Regions from separate parts of the Mus musculus genome. Here region 2 is linked to region 1. Evidence: chromatin loops called from intact Hi-C (ENCODE). Cell type or tissue: left cerebral cortex. All regions are shown on one strand. Region 1 holds the start of Gm32817 (predicted gene, 32817). Region 2 overlaps 2310015D24Rik (RIKEN cDNA 2310015D24 gene).

Region 1 (5,000 bases):
AAAAATAAATTATAAATATGGATGTGTCCTCAGAAGACGTGAATGGCACATTCCTCCGCTCCCCTTAGTGGGACTGGAAGCAAGAAAAACCAGAACCGTCACCCTCCCGACCTGAATCAAATATCTTTTTCCTAATCACCCCCAACTTGGTGTCGTCTCAGTCCCAGACATCCGGATCCTCACCCTAAAACCTAGTTTTAATCTATTTATTTTACACTAGTCCGGCTAGGCTACAGCCAAAGAGCCAAAGCCAACTGCTCCTAGAGGGAGGGGGTCCCCTAACTTTATTTAGGGGAAGGTAGTAAGCTGCTTCAGACTCTCGGGGACCGGCCCCTAGCGCGCCCTGCCAGCCGGGCCTCGGGACGCACGTGGAGTGTCGGGCGCGGCAGCGAGCCAGCAGCTTTTGCTCTGCGCGGCATTGATATCGGGGTCACGCAGCGAGTCAGTTTCTCGAATGGGTTTTCCGGAGTGGGGGCGGGGTGGTTGATTTTTCTACCTCCTGGTTCATCTCCAAGCCCTAGCTAGCACTAGGGAAGTCGGAGCCGCCTTGTCCCTGTCCCACCTCCTGGTCTCACACACGCCCCATTGGGAAAGGGGCTCGGGTGGGGATCATGTCTGCAGCCGTCAGGGTGGTAGCAGCCCAGACAAGCTGGGTCCCGGGAAGAGTCGAGCCCGAGCCCCCACCGCTACCTCCCCTCTCGGGCCCCCACCCACCCAGCCCGGCAGACAGCCGCCCCGCACCCCACGCCCCAGGGCCTGGACACCCACCTGCCCGGCTTCCTGCCCCAGCCCGAGGCAGGGAGCTGTGCAGGAAGAGCTGGGACACTCACCGCGCTTCCTCCTGGGAACAGGGATCCCCCCGGGGCCGCGCCTTCTGGCGCCCCAGAGGGCGTGCGTGGGGTGGGGTGCGCCCTGGAGCCCTGCAGCCATTCCACGCGATCCTCTCGGCGGTACGCGGGGGCAAACGAGGGTGAAGGGGACTTCTAGAAACAAAAAGAAACCCAGCCCCCTCCCCAGCCACACTCGGAGAGACAGGCTTTCCTGCAAGCTCGAGCAGCGCACGGTGCCCACGGGGCTGCACCCCGCCTCCGCACCCGCCACAAAGCCGCGCCCCCACCCGGGCGGCCCCCGCCCCCCCACGGGGCCTGGCCCCTGCCCCCTCCCCCCAGTCCAGTGGCCGGCCGGGGGCGGGGGCAGGGACGGCCGAGGGTTGGCCGTGCTAGGGAGGCGGCTCCTCAGGCCGGCCGTGGAGAAGGCTAGAGCTTTCCAGCGGAGCTCGCCCGCCCCAGTGACTGGGTGGGTGGGGGTGGCTGGGTGGGTGGGTGGGGAATACCTTCCTAGAAACCCTCTCCAGATACAGTTGCGGTCACTCGCATTCCTAGAAATGCGGCCCGGCCATGTCACTTGCGACCGTTGCGAGGGGCTGCGGAGAGGGACACAACAGATCCTAGGGTTCCCCATACTAGGGGAGGGAGAAGACTCTCCACTTTTAATGTGCCAAGAGACGAAACTGCCACTGTGCCTCCCTCTGGGAGATTGGGGGTGGTGAAGTAGGGAGCAGGCAGGATTCCAGGGATCGGTGAGCTGGAGGTGGAAGCAGCCGGGGTGCCCGAAATGGGGGAGCATCCACTTAAGATTCAGACTCGTCTTCCGGTCTGCCCCCTTCTTTTGGGAACTCCCGGTGCCTGCCGCAGGGATCGCCTTGGGCCCTTCCCCCAACTTTCCTCCAACACACACACACACACACACACACACACACACACACACACACACGCACACACACAAGCAGGAGAGGCAGCTAGCCGCGCCCCCAGCTCTTCCGCCCATTCCTTGTCTGTCTTAAATCTCTTCATGGGGCGACCGAAGTCCCTTGGAAGACCCCCAATCTAAATGTCAGGGACCCGCTCCACTCAGTTCCGGAGAGTTACTCCCAAACCCACCCGCCTTCACACCTAAACATAAGGTTGAGCTTTCTCCTTCCGAGTCCACCGGTACTCTTGCAGCCCCAGGCTCTGGAAATAGGGCTGGGGCAGGAAGGGGACACTTTCCACTGGAAAGGAAGGTCATGGCCTCTGGTTCTGTCACCCTGTCCCCCAAAATGTACTTTTGGTTTCAACATAAGGGAGCTTTCCCTAACTCAACTGGCTCCTGAAATCACCATTCCACACTCCTCTCCAAGGACCCCCAGAATCGTCAGAGATGCCATCACTCTTCTTGGCCAAAGAGGATCCGAATAACTAAGACATGCCTTGTTCCTCTCCAGAGCCTATGCTCTATGCGTGAAAACGTGACCGGACTGAGCTTCCCGGGATCATAAAAAATGTATCTGCTGTCCTCTGTTGGCCAACTGTTGTCACATTCAGAAGAGCACATCCACCAATCCAGAGTCTTGATTCCACGGGAAGTGGGAGAGTGCAAGGTGTGTGTGTGTGTGTGTGCGCGCGCGCGCGTGTAGCCCCCTCTCCCTTTGCTTTAGTGGTACCGCTCTGCCATTTAGACTGTAAGCCTGATTGAGAAAAGCCAGGCCTTCCCGTTCAGTGGTGAAGCCTGCTTGCCCCACCAGAGTCTATTTTGCCTCCTGCATCTAACCAATCTAACCAGCTAACCCCTTGGTTTCCGGCAGAGCCTGAATTGGAGTTGAATATTGAGCATCATCCACAGACAGAGAACATGGTCATCCTTAACAAGACCCTGAGCTGGCACTGCATGGCAGGAGAGTCGCTCAGCTACAGAGCAGACTGGGGCCTCCCCCATGCCACACACACATTGCCCGATTTCTCTTTCCTACTGACCTGGTACCTTCTCTCTTCCTGATTTCAGCTCAGTCTTCTCCAGGCAATGCAACCTAGGACAAGTAATGAGTAGTGGTTTTGTTAAGTACTCCTAGTAGTACTCCTAGGTAGTGGTTTTGTTAAGTACTCCTAATAGAAAGCCTCTTTTAAATCTGCCCCCCAAAGGTCTACAAAGTGGCTTCTTTCTTCTATGCATGCATCACCGCCATTGGCTTAACTCCCACTTTACAGATGGGGAGACTGAGGCCCAGAGAGCCTCTGGGGAGTTCAATATGTAGTTCACAGGCTGTATGTAGAGACAAGGAGACCTATGAATGCAAGTAAACGATCTGTGTGTGTGATCTGGGGGTGGGGGATGAGGTTTAGCACCAACTCCTCCAGGTTGGGGATGCTCAGTCCACTGGACCACCTTCCCTAGCTTCTGACCGGGTACATACTCTTTGCTTCCAAGTCCAGCCTTCTCTCTCTGCTTCAGCCTTGAGCTCGTGTTCTTCTCTCATTACATTGTATCCTTGTATCAGCACCCCCGCCCCATTCATCTGTGAGCCTCGGGGCAGCCATCCATTCTCTCCAGCTCTGGAGCCCTGGCACCAGGCCCCACTGGCACACAATGGAGCTCCAGCTATCTTTGTTTAGGAAAATGAGCAGAAGGGAGGAAGGCACTGGAAGAGAGAGAGACTGACTGGGTGAGATCAAGGTGATCTTTCATTTGTGGCAATGTCAAAGTTTCCAGGAGGTTAGAACTCGAGGTCCCATGTAGACAGACAGACAGACAGACAGACAGACAGACAGACAGGTGAGATTCTGGCCTGAGGCCTGAGGCTTCCGGTGGCTGAGGCAATGATTGACACCTGTTAGGGGGTGATGCTGCAAGCTAAGAGAACTGGCAGAGAGCATGGCTTTACAATAAAAGAAACCAGAGATCCAGCTACAACTGAGTACAGAGCTCTGGTCCTCTTGAGTTTCAGTTCCCATAGTGGCAATGTTGGGGCTGTGAAAGGATCAAATTGCATGATCTCCATGGAGCCTTGCAGAGATCAAGCACAAAGTAAGTGCTCAATAAATTATAGCAATTGTCGTGAGCAGCCACATGTGATATGGAACAGGTATGCCAGTGTATGCTGTAAAGTGTGACGGAGGCTCCCTTCCTAAGTAAGTAAGGGGTGGTTAGCTGTCCCTGGCATCCACAGCATTCCACTTCTGTGGTGGTTTGAATATGCATGGCCCAGAGAGTGGCACTATTAGGAAGTGTGACCTTGTTGGAGTAGGTGTATCACTGTGGGCTTGGGCTTTAAGACCCTCATCCTAGCCTCCTGGAAGCCAGTCTTCTACTTACCTTTGGAACAAGATGTGGAATTCTCAGCTCCTCCAGCCCCACATCTGCCTGGAAGCTGCCATGTTCCTGCCCTGATATTAATTGACTGAACCTGTAAGCCAGCCCCAAATAAATGTTGGCCCTTATAGGAGTTGCCTTGGTCAAGATGTCTGTTCACAGCAGTAGAACCCTAATGAAGACAACTTCCAAACCCACTGGAGCCAAAGCAGAGGCAGCATTTGCATGTGGGTGGGTGAACAAGAGTGACCTGACTGACCTGCCCCGAGACACCAGGAGGAAGAAGATTGAATGCTTAACAGTTTTAGACACGGTGCCAACGTCTGTCAACACACTAGAGGAAGCTAGGCTTGTTGGTATATACCTGTAATCCCAATGTGTGAGGAGCAGAAACAGAAGCATGGAGAGTCAAGACTAACCTTGGCTACACTGTGAGGACCTCTTCTCAAAGGATGCCGTGTCTATCAAAAACATACAAGGGCTGAAGAGGTGGTTCAGTTGGTAAAGTGTTTGCTATGCAATATGGAGGCCTTAGTTTGCCTCAGCACCTACATGGAAAGCAGGGCGTGGCAGGTAACACCTCTGGAGGCAGAGGTGAGAGAATCCTTGGGGCTTGCCTTTCAGACTAACTTAATGGGCATGCTCCAGTTTCAGTGAGAGATGTGGCTCAATACAAGGTGAGAAGCCATTGAGGAAGACACTGGCAGTGATCTGTAGCCTCTACATGAACACATGTGCACCCACATGAACACACACAGAGACCACCACACACCCACAAAGAACATCACATACAACAACAAAAAATAAACAAGGAAGGAAGACGAGAAACTGAGCTGGGAGTGGTTGTGGCAGCTCCAGCTGTTTGACTTAGCATG
Region 2 (5,000 bases), 70 kb before region 1:
TCCCCAGACCCCATATAAGGACAGGCATGGTGGCATCTATCTGGGATGCAAGTGCTCCTGCTGCAAGATGGGGACAGCAGACTGACTCCTCAGAAGCCACTACAGGCTTGCCGACTTGATGTGCAGAACAAGTAATAGACCCTGTTTCAAACACAGTGGAAGACCAGGACTAAGACCCAAGGTTGTTCTCTGCCCTTCACATGTGGGCTGTGAATGTGACCTGCACCCACTCAAACATATGCACAAACATACATCATTTTCATACACCCACGTGCATGCACACAGCATGTGCACACCTCCACAGATCACACCCACATGAAGATTTATAAAGTAAAAATAAGATATATATTTTTAAAGATCACACAGTGAACGAGACAGTGCAGTGGGCAATGCACTTGCTGCTTAGGAACCCGAATGTGTTCTTTGAAATCCTCGTAGAGGTAAAATGAGTGAGTTAATGCCTGAAAGTTCTCTCTCTCTCTCTCTCTCTCTCTCTCTCTCTCTCTCTCACTTATCACACACAGACATCTCTCTCACACACTCATCACACACATGTAACATACACATATTACACACATCACGCACATATCACACAACAAATAAATAATAATAAAGAAACAACCTAAGGAAGGAAATATTTGTTTAAACAAAGCATAAGGAGTCTATACCCAGTGTGTCTCAGCTGGAACTGGGCAGGTCTGATCCATTAGCCCCCTCTGCCCATTCAAGTTGGATGGTGTCTGCACTTCTTCATGTCTATTCCTCTTAGTGACCCAAGCTGTTCACACTCAGCTGCAACTTTACAGTCAGCTGTCATTCGGCCTGCCAGTGTGAGAATACCTAATGGCATCTGGAAGGAGAAGCCTGCCCTGCCAGCAGCTCTTCTGTCTCCAAAGGGTGCTACACACTACAGCTGTCACAGCTTAGGCAAGGACCAGAGAGAGAGCTGCCTCTCCTATATAATTATTCTGGTTAGATGCATTCCAGAGTGAATGGAAGGATCTTTATCTCATGCTGGCTAAGGTCCTCTGGGCATACTGTTTGTCTTACCAGCACTCAGAGGCTGAGGGGGAAACATTATCAGTTTGAAGGCAGCCTGAGCTATATAGGGAGGTCTTGCCTCAAAACCAAGTAAACAAACAGAAATGCCTCACTATATAACTTTCATGCACCTGCCAGCAGTTAATAAAGGCATGGAGACTCAGATTTGTTAAAAGCTTGGGCTTTTAGCCTGGGCTCCCTCCTGGCTTCTCTAACCTAACTAATTGTGGCCTACACCACACCACATGGCCAGGTCTACCTCCGTGCTTGCTCTGAATCGTCTATCCACCTCAGCATTCACCACCTGATCTCCTGCCTCTCAGTTCTTCTCCCAGAGACCCTATCTCTGCGCAGAACTTCTGCCTTCCACCTCCTGCCCTGCTGTTTGCTGTTAGAGCTCTGTTAAAGCCAATTAGAGAATGCCTTAGGCGGATGAAGAAGGAACAAATATATACAAAGTATGAGAGCTATGATGGACCATTAGCTCTCTGCCGGGTATAGAACTAACAATTGAATAGACAGTGTACCCTAACACATCACAAAAATAAAACAGCAAACAATGGAACAGGAACATTATCTCAGGTAAACCAGGTGGGAAAATGAAGGGAGGTGGTCGGGAAGGTAGAAGGCAGGGAACTTTGAGGAGGCAAGGTTCAGGACGGCCAGGATTTGGTGGAAGACTTTTTGCAAGTGTGCATAGAAGAGCCATCAGCCACGCTGTGTCTGGCAGGAAATCTCCATTTCTCCTAGCTGAACTTCTTTAATGAAAGTAGTCTGCTAGGGCCTGCAATTCCATGCTGTCCACCTTCCCTGAAGGACATGGCCACATAACACAGGCCCCGCTCATCAGACTGCATCTGGCCCATAGGGCTTTCCCTGTTTGGAGATGTGCTGGAAATGCTGAAGTGGGATGGAACGGCGTCTTTCTATATCACATCAGGGGTTCCTTTGCAGCACATAAGGAGGATGCCCCAGTTTGAGAGAATGTAGAAATGGTAGCCATATGTGTGTTCTCAAGTGCTGGAAGCTGGGTCCATCTCCACTTTTTCAGTTACATAAACCTGCACAGCATTCCCCCTTTGCTTATTCTAGTTTGACTCTGATCCCTGCATGTTACAGGGACCACCTCCATACAGGAGGTCCTTTGTGTGCGAGCAGCTTGCTAAAGCAAGCACCTGGTGTGCAGTACTGGAGCCTGCCATCTGAGGCCTGCCACAAAGAGGCAAGGAGAGAGGGTGAGCTGCACCCGACCCTGGATCTACACAGAGAGGAAAAACAGTTCCCCAGGCCACCTGCTGGCCCTTATTCTGTTGTTATGGACTCTGAAAGTCAGGGAAGTGCCAGGAGGGGCATGCTCAGAGGGAACCGAGGACTGGACTGAGAAAATGAGCTGCAGTCCTCATTGACCACTAATGGGAACTGGATTACCTGATACATCCTGGAGTCTGAACTGGCAGTCCCTAAGGAGCGTTTGCCCCTCTGGACAGAGCATTCTGTCCCTCACAAGGACCTGGTTAGCATCCTCTCTGGGAGGTGGCCTCGTGCCTTGGAGCTTTCTAGAGGCTGTCCCTCCTTTGGTAAATTCTCACTGGTGGCTTGGCCTGAGCCAGCTGTCTTCCCTGCCTGCCTTTGACACAGCCTGGTCTTTCCTGGGCCATGGGCTAGGCAGGCTCTTTTTGTTCCCTCACACTAGCCCTCCCCATAACTTATTTTGAAATGGAGAATGTTTCCCAATCCACCACTTTCCAGGTGCATACTGTTCCTCACTGAGTGTTCCCACGGGACAAACAGACGGGAGCATAATGGACACACGGCCCTCTCCCTGCACTTATTGGATCAACCACCTGACTTTCCCAGGCATAAATGGGAGGATGGGACAACGTTCCAGATGACGCCCATGGGAGTTCTCTATAAGAACAGGGAGATACGGCGTGTAATGAAGTAAATTAGAAGTCATGGCAGCCTCAGGCTAGCTCTTGATGTTGAATAACTTCTATAAACCTGTGAACCCTGTTTTCCTCTTTAGTATTACCATGCATGCAACTGGGTTTGTAAGTAACAGAGCTCTGAATGTACTGGCTTACAATATCCTTGCAGGAACTGAGAAGACAGCATAGTTAATAAAGAAACCCCTCTGCAAACAAGAGGCCAAAAAGTTGGACTTGGTGCACACATTTATAACCCCTGCCTTGAGAGGGTAGGGATAGACAGATTCCTGGGTTTACTGACCAGTCAGTCTACGCTGTGAGCCCCAGGTGAAACACCTTGAAAAAAAAAAAAAGCTGAAAGTGGACATGGTATCTACATCAGGAGTTCCTTCATAGTAGATGACGAGGTGCCCCAGTTTGAAAGACCATAGGAATGGCGGCCATATTGTGTTCACATATGCTGGAAGCTGGATCCATTTCTGCCTTTTCAAAAAGGCAGAAATATAATATCCCGCTCCACTTTCTCTTGCTCTGTGGAAAGCCAGCTGAGACACACAGGAACCAAAGCCTGAACAGCTATCCACAGCCAGAGGACTCGGCCTGAGAGTATCCTGGCTGAGCTCGGAGGAAACTTCTCCGCTAGGCGTGCCTTGATGACTGTGTCCTGCAGACCTTTGACGTCAGCCGCTGGAGCTGCTTGAGCTGGAGGAGTCACAGAACTAATCTGCACAACTTAGAGAAGAATAAACATTTCTGTTTGTTTATTTCAGCTGCTAAATTTGGACCTCACTTGTTATATGGCATTAGCTGACTAGTACAATCATTTTCTAGCTAGACCCACTCCAGATTTCTGTTACTAAGAGGAAAGGAGATAGGAATTGAGGGGCAACCTACAACTCCCTTCACATGGACCTACCAATAGGATTATTGTGAAAATGACAGGAGCTATTGCCGAAATGGAGCTAGTACTGAGAAGTATCTGGGGAGAAGTGGTCATTAATGCAGGCCTGTGTCCCATCCGCCCAAGCTTTGCCAGGAGACACGTGATGGCAATTCTTGGTTGTCAACTTGACTATATCTGGAGTGAACTACAATCCAGAAATGGGGGCGGGCACACCCCTGACCCGTGTCTGAAGGCTGAAAGACACAAGCTTTTGATTCAGATCTTGAGGTGGGATGGCAACTGCTCTCAATCTGGATCAACACACATCTTTAATCCAGGCCTTGAGGCACACCTGGGCGAGACCTTCTGCTGGAGGCCTATAGAAGGACAATGGAAGAAGGAAGCAGCACCCACTTTTTCTGCTTGCACTCACTTTGCCAGCACATCCATTGGAGCCTCTTTTAGGATTCCAGCTTATACAGAAGACCAGCTGAATCATCCAGTGTCATGGGACTGAGAAAATACGAGATTCGTGGACTTTCCATTCACAGCTGGCCATTGTTGGGTTAGTTGGACTACAGCCTGTCAATCATTGCAATAAGTTCCATATATATTCCATGACTCTAGAGAACCCTGACTAATACAAGACACAATGGGGTTGTTTCTCCTGTGTGATGCTTCCTGACTTCTCTTCCTGTGGTTCAGACCCTCTGTCCTCTGTGCAAGTAGGAGAACAATGCACCAAGTCTATCTGATAGGTTCACAGAATGTAAATTCTCAGAGAGACACCTCAGGAGCCCCTTGGATTCATTGGTCTTCATATTGACAGGAGTCCAGAAACAGCTCCAGGTCAGGCAGCCTCAAAACGCTAGCTTTATAGATAAGGTGGCTCTCTGACTTGCCTTTTTCAAAACCATATTGCTATTACTGAGAAAGATGCCAGTATGTATGTATGTATGTATGTATGTATGTATGTATGTGTATTAGCCAAGGTTCTCTAGAGTCATAGAATTTATGAGTAGTCTCTATATAGTAAGGGAATTTGTTGGTGACTTACAGTCTGAAGTCCAACTCCCCAACAATGGTCAGCAGCAGCTGTGAATGGAAGTCCAAGGATCTCGCAGTTGCTCAGTCCCACAAGACAAGCA

Evidence for each region. A loop is a pair of places that touch in the nucleus more often than their neighbours do. Peaks named below come from ENCODE experiments on the same cell type or tissue, not always from the same donor. Only the 100,000 strongest peaks of a DNase experiment are listed, where the experiment ranks them.
Region 2: a loop joins it to region 1, with 2.5 times the contacts of the local background. A loop is called at or near these places in 6 of 42 quality-filtered maps.

Annotation. Positions count from the first base shown.
Region 1 is chr16:13,444,023-13,449,022 of GRCm38, reverse strand. It overlaps Gm32817 (predicted gene, 32817), which reads right to left and starts at 1,071. Exons shown (of 4, transcript NR_169006.1): 1 at 831-1,071. It overlaps Gm53058 (predicted gene, 53058), which reads right to left and starts at 1,071. Exons shown (of 5, transcript NR_169187.1): 1 at 831-1,071. In left cerebral cortex, a CTCF peak has its summit at 2,340 (motif pointing left); DNase peaks (open chromatin) are centred at 1,061, 1,592, 2,319, 3,364 and 2 more places; H3K4me3 peaks cover 2,198 bases; H3K27ac peaks cover 1,468 bases.
Region 2 is chr16:13,513,648-13,518,647 of GRCm38, reverse strand. 2310015D24Rik (RIKEN cDNA 2310015D24 gene) reads left to right here. Exons shown (of 4, transcript NR_160674.1): 4 at 2,161-4,517. Among named protein-coding and RNA genes, the nearest start is that of 2310015D24Rik, 5.0 kb to the left of the region's middle. In left cerebral cortex, no CTCF peak of the experiment used is centred here; DNase peaks (open chromatin) are centred at 230, 860 and 2,031; H3K27ac peaks cover 455 bases.